Linked DNA regions of Homo sapiens: region 2 is linked to region 1. A link is a loop called in an ENCODE intact Hi-C map of the cell type or tissue named here. Cell type or tissue: endothelial cell of umbilical vein. All regions are shown on one strand. Links, peaks and the distances in the headings refer to the core of each region. The heading gives the core; the rest is flanking DNA. Region 1 has its middle 5.7 kb from the start of MRAP2. Region 2 overlaps CEP162 (centrosomal protein 162).

Region 1 (2,925 bases), core at 91-2,590:
TGGCTGTGACACAATTAAAGGAATAACAAGGAGCAAAGCACCAGGACAAGTTAGTCTCTCTTTTCCATTTGCTGTCTGAGAGTGGCTGAGCTCCGTGCCAATAAACTGAAGCTTCCTCATTATTGTGTGATAGTAAACAAGAAGCCATCAGGATTTCACTTCAAAATGCACCAATTCAATTTTGAGGGAAAGAAATTTGCTAGTGTTAGAGCCTAGGGCTACACATGATCGCCATGAGGCTACAGTTTCTCCTCGGTGTGCCATCTCTCTCTCTTTCTGGTAGTGCAAAATGAATTTTAGTTGGCATTTCAGCATGGCTCACAGCTTCGTCTTCTTGATTGAATGCCAAGCATGAACTAAAATATATCAGATGTTTTGTCTGCCTAGTGCCACGTTATGTGGGTGGAAGTCTGTGCAGTTCTACTGGAGGAACAAAACAATAGGATTAGCAGCAAGCGGGAAGCTTCAAGTAAATGATTAAACATTGGAAGGGAAAGAAAAAATGAATATTACCAGGAAGTAGGGGCTGAGGTCCTGTATGTATGAGCCTGCAGAGGTGTGCGGTGCCCTGGCATGTGTTCCCTGGAATAAAAAGGAATGATTGGCAAGTGAAAGCAGTGCACATATATTCAGGAATAATTGTGCTGATTTGAAAAGAGCAACAGTATAAAACCAAGACAAAGCAAATGAAATCCAATTTATGCCAAAGAGTAAGAAAGTTTATAATACTCAATAAACCCTCAAATCACCTAAGAAAGAAATGGGCAGAGAATTGTTGCCATTAATGAGATGGGAGCAATTCACGATGAGAACGTGACCATTTGCAGCATGCACTCCTCACATCTTGCAAGCCTTGGGGCTTCTGAACACTCACTCCTCCTATTTACTTTCTGAAACTTAATTGAGGAAAAGGAGGAAACTGTATCCTTGATATGAGTTGTACTTGCTGCTCCCTGGGTTGGCTTTAGCTAGTAGAATTCCTGGGTTCCTTTGTGTGTGAGGTTTTGCCTTTGATTTGACTGGATGATAGATTATCCTCGTCTCTAAAGGAAACAAGTTAGAGAGGTAACTGTGTCATAGTATGTACTTTAACTTCTGAAAACAATGTCAATTTTTCTTTCTCATCACTTTCTTCAGTTGGTCCTGCCTTGTTGTTGGACTCATTATAAAAAAGCCAGGTTTTCCATGCCCAGACACATTAACTATCAGGGATGTGTCCTTCTCTGAGACAAGTCTTGATTTTACTGCTTCCTGCTGAGCCTGACTGCTGGCATTGGTCCTAATCAACTGGAAAATAAATGGAGCTTCCCAGGTCTTGAGTCAACACTGAGCCCCTGTTTTCCTGATGCTGCCAGCTGCCAGCCAGCCCATTGCCAAGAAACCATGCCAGAGCTCATGTTCCCTTATTTTCTCTCTACTTCCTTTTCCCTATCTGCTCTCCACCTCTGCTGTAATGCCTCCGGGCATTTTCTTAGTTCACTCTGTTTTCAAATCTTTCTTTATTACTCAGACGTCTGGGAACATTCTTGCTGTGTTTCATTGCTGTGTATTTTTTTCCATAAAATACTTCTTAACTAGATGGTGTCACCTTGAACAAATGAAAGGGAATATATTTTAGGTTTTCTTTTGTATCCACCCTGACCCTCCAACCCTTCAGTTCCCCAACCCCAGAAGGGCCCAGGACAATGCGAGATACTCATCAATGAATGACTAAATGATTAAATTTCCTGAAGGATAATTCAGGTTTTTTTTTTCCCCTCCAGAAGTTCTCTTGATTTATTCTCTTACTCTTTATTATCTTATTCATCAATTATTTCCTTTCTCAACTCTTATCTTAAACTTATCCCTTCCTTTGGGATCCTTGTTCTCAATCTAGAAACATGTTTATGTCTCTCATCTGAAACAAATGAATAAAGACAAAACAAAACAAGCACAACCTTTCCCTTGACTCTGTCTCCCATTGGTTAATTCAACATTTGTTTCCTGTGCCTACTATGCGCCACTGTTCTGGGGGCTGCATGGAGGCAGAACAGTTGCTTCTCTCATGGATCTAGGGAGAGGATTCAGATAAAAAATATATATATATATATATCCACAGGAAAAGCTCCAGCTACAGCTTTGTTATTCAGGCCTAGGCTATTTGGAGTCTTGGTTAGAAGGCCTTCCACTGGCCCTTCCAGCAGGCTGATTTAGCTTTGGTGACTGGGTGTGGGCTGGATATTAGGCCTCCTGACCTCCTGTCTCCCATAAATCTGCACAAGGGCCCTCAGCAGCCCCAGTCTCCTCTTTCCTCCCAAGCCTGCTTAGAAGACTAGCCTGTAATTGCACTCCCTATTCTTTAACCAGCAGCAACCTGGTCCCAGTGCCTACCACATGACCTCCATGCTAGGGCCCATGGGGTTTGGTTCCTAATTACATGTCCTTGGGCCTTAGACATTATTACCCATTTCTCCACTGGGTTTCACCTTTTCTTGTCCACCTCTATGTCCCTAGTTGCTCTTTCTGACATCAGCCCTCTTCTCTTCTCACTTTATGTTTCCAAGAAGCAGTCTCACCCATCTGCCAGCTTTAATCACACCACCTCACTGATGAACCCCAAGTTGTCTTCAGATCTCCATTTCCCAATTCCCAAGGCCTAGCTTCATGGGCGTATGACTGGTGCAGTGGCACAGGACACCATGCTTAGAAGGTTAAGCATTAAATCCTCCCTGGGGATTTAATGCTCTGTGGTCGCCATCTTGGAATTCTTAAACTTCTTTGAAATTTGAATTGGTATTCTGTAAGTCTATCAGTCTGCTCAGGCCACCATAACCATGTACCACAGACTGGGTGGCTTAACCAATAGAAATGTATTTTCTTGCAATTCTGGAAATGAAGGCCAAAAGCAAAGTGCCAGCAGGGTAGGCTTCCTCTGAGGGCTGTCAG
Region 2 (2,925 bases), core at 290-2,789, 180 kb after region 1:
TCAACTACTTACCAGACAAGGCTCAATAATACTCTTTAAAAGAAGAAAATAAAATCCAGACACTGAATAACATAAAATTCACAATACCCAATATCCAATAAAAAATTACTAGACTTCTAAGAGGCAGGAAAAAGTGTCACGAAACTAAATAGCCAACAGAAAAGACACACAGAAATGAACAAATACTGAGATCTGTAAAATATGTTTAATATTAAGGACTTGAAAAAAATGAACATAATGAAGAAAAATGCTAAAGAATTTTAAAACAAAGATCCAAAATGAACTGTTAGAGTGAAAGAAAAAAAAAAAGGATGGGATTGGGCCAGGCATGGTGGCTCATGCCTGTAATCCCAGCACTTTGGGAGGTCAAGGCAGGCAGATCATGAGGTCAGGAGATCAAGACCATCCTGGTTAACACAGTGAAACCCCGTCTCTACTAAAAATACAAAAGATTAGCCAGGTGTGGTGGTGGGTGCCTGTATCCCAGCTACTCAGGAGGCTGAGGCAGCAGAATGGCATGAGCCCGGGAGGCGGAGCTTGCAGTTAGCCGAGATGGTATCACTGCACTCCAGCCTGGCTGACAGAGCAAGATTCTATCTCAAAAAAAAAAAAAAAAAAAAAAAAGAGATTAATAGCAGATTAAAGAAAGGAAAAAAACCAGTAACTTGAAGCAAAAGAACAGTGATAGGAACTGTTCTATTGTGAACAGTGAAGCACAGAAAGAAAAAAAGTTTTTAAAAAATGGAATAGTCTTAGTGACCCATAAAACAAAGCTTAGCATTCTAACATAATTAGGGTCAGAGGGCAGGAAGCGGAAAGCAGCATTATTATTAATATTTTAAGAATTTATGGCCAAAATATTTTTTATTTTGATGGAAACTATAAATCCATAGATCAATGATGCTCAACCAACTCTGAACAGAATAAATATAAGAAAAGCATACCATGATACACCATAGTCAAATTGCCAAAAAAAAAAAAGGATAAAACCTTGAAAATAGAGAAAAAAAATACATGATATATACAAAATCACAATAATAGGAATTACCGGAAACTTCTCATGAGAAATAAGGTCAAAAGACAATAGAATAAAATCATTAAACTGCCCGAAGGAAAAAAAAACACTACATAAAATTCTGTATCAAGTAAAAGTATTCCTCAAAAACAAAGGCAGAGTATATTTTCAGACAAACAAAAGCTGAGAGAACTTGTTCCTAGCAGTAACCTGCACTACAAGAAATGTGAAAGGAGGCTCTTCGTGGTGAAGAAAAATAATTTGAGATAAATTCAAATCTACACAATGGAATACAAAGCACTGGGAATGGTAAATATATGGATAAATACACATTTTTACATAAATATCTATTATATTCCTTAAAAGTACTTTTAAATGATAATTGATTGCTTTAACAACAATAATAATAATGCACTGTGGTGTTTTTAAGACATGTAGAAGAAAAACGTTGACAAAAATAGCAAAATGGTTGAGGAGAGTTTATTGTTGTTAGAGTTCATATAAATACAGTGATATAACATTATTTGAAAGTAGATTGTGATAAGGTAGACATATATTGTGACTCATAGGGCAACTAAGAAAAAAATACAACAAAGAAGAATAGCTAAAAAGCCAAAATAAGAATAAAATGGAATACTATAAGTAATACAATAGAAGGAAGGACAAAAGCAACAAAAACAAGAAGATGAAAAGAAAACAAATGGCAAAACCGTAAACAACTATATCAATAAATACACTGCTGTAAAGGGTAAAAACACATCAATTAAAAGGCAGAGACTGTCAGATTGAACAAAAATGCTAAAACCAGCTATATGCAGTCTATGAAAAAAACCTTTTTAAGGCAGTTCACTTTCAACAATTTCTTAGCAGCTCAGTTTATAACACAGGCAAACCCACTCTATTCAAAGCTCTGAGACAATATGATTTTCCTTTTAATTATTTTTCTTATTAATGTCTTTATTAAAAGCTATATTATCTTTTCAAATATTATAAATTTAAGAACCAATGAAATTACCTGCCAGTTCTTCATGTTTCGATTCATTCTCATGTTCGTCATCAGTTAGTTCTGCGTTGGCTTGATTACTGGAAAAAATATTTATTTAATTTAGCATTACATGTTAAAAACATATTCTCATGCAACTCTTTCTGTATACCGTTTTAAAAAATCCCTAAAATTATACATGTCCTCTCTCAAGTCCTTTTGTTCTATCAAAAGCTAAAAATTTGGGAACTTTAAGGAAAACGTTTTGAAAATAAAGCATCTTCGAAGCATTTGATTAATTGCAGTTTAAAAGTAATACAAAGGAAAAAGATGCCCTATTTCTTAAATATACACAATTTTATTACTATGTGCATTTACATGTACAAATATTATCTTACAACCCTAGATATCCCTTCTACACTAAAGATTAGAAACTGACCACAAGCTATGAGAACCAGTGAAGTCCATATGAAAGCCAGAAAAAAAATGCTAAGGTCAGCACTTACATGCTAATAAGCAATTTAATCCTGAAACAGAAGCTGAATAGGAGCCTTAAAACAAAACCTAAGCAAGGGGACAAAGGAGCTTGAGTATGATTTAATTATATTGGATGTATTAGTTCATATACTGCTTTCTCTCAAACCAAGAATCAGTTCTACCTTTTCAGTCTATCAACCCTATTTAGTGAGATCGTTAGAGAAACTATAAGACTATATAATAATGATGAGAGCTACAAACACCTAATATTGCATGTTCAATGCTATTCTGTACTTTGACCGGCCTGTTCTACAGCAGAAATATCAATAGATAAGAATACTGTTAAGAAATAAGAAAAAAGTTAAAAAATGTAGCAAAGTGGCAAAAAGTTGTGGCCCACAAACCCGCGCATGCTTAATCTGTATTGACAACGTTGGGAGAGGCAATGACC

Evidence for each region. Peaks named below come from ENCODE experiments on the same cell type or tissue, not always from the same donor. Only the 100,000 strongest peaks of a DNase experiment are listed, where the experiment ranks them.
Region 2: a loop joins it to region 1, with 2.8 times the contacts of the local background. A loop is called at or near these places in 4 of 110 quality-filtered maps.

What each region holds. Positions count from the first base shown.
Region 1 is chr6:84,026,603-84,029,527 of GRCh38, forward strand. No RefSeq gene overlaps it. Among named protein-coding and RNA genes, the nearest start is that of MRAP2, 5.7 kb to the right of the region's middle. In endothelial cell of umbilical vein, for the core only: no CTCF peak of the experiment used is centred there; DNase peaks (open chromatin) are centred at 259, 1,369 and 1,859; H3K27ac peaks cover 921 bases.
Region 2 is chr6:84,210,927-84,213,851 of GRCh38, forward strand. It overlaps CEP162 (centrosomal protein 162), which reads right to left. Exons shown (of 27, transcript NM_014895.4): 6 at 2,031-2,098. Among named protein-coding and RNA genes, the nearest start is that of CEP162, 15 kb to the right of the region's middle. In endothelial cell of umbilical vein, for the core only: no CTCF peak of the experiment used is centred there; no DNase peak of the experiment used is centred there.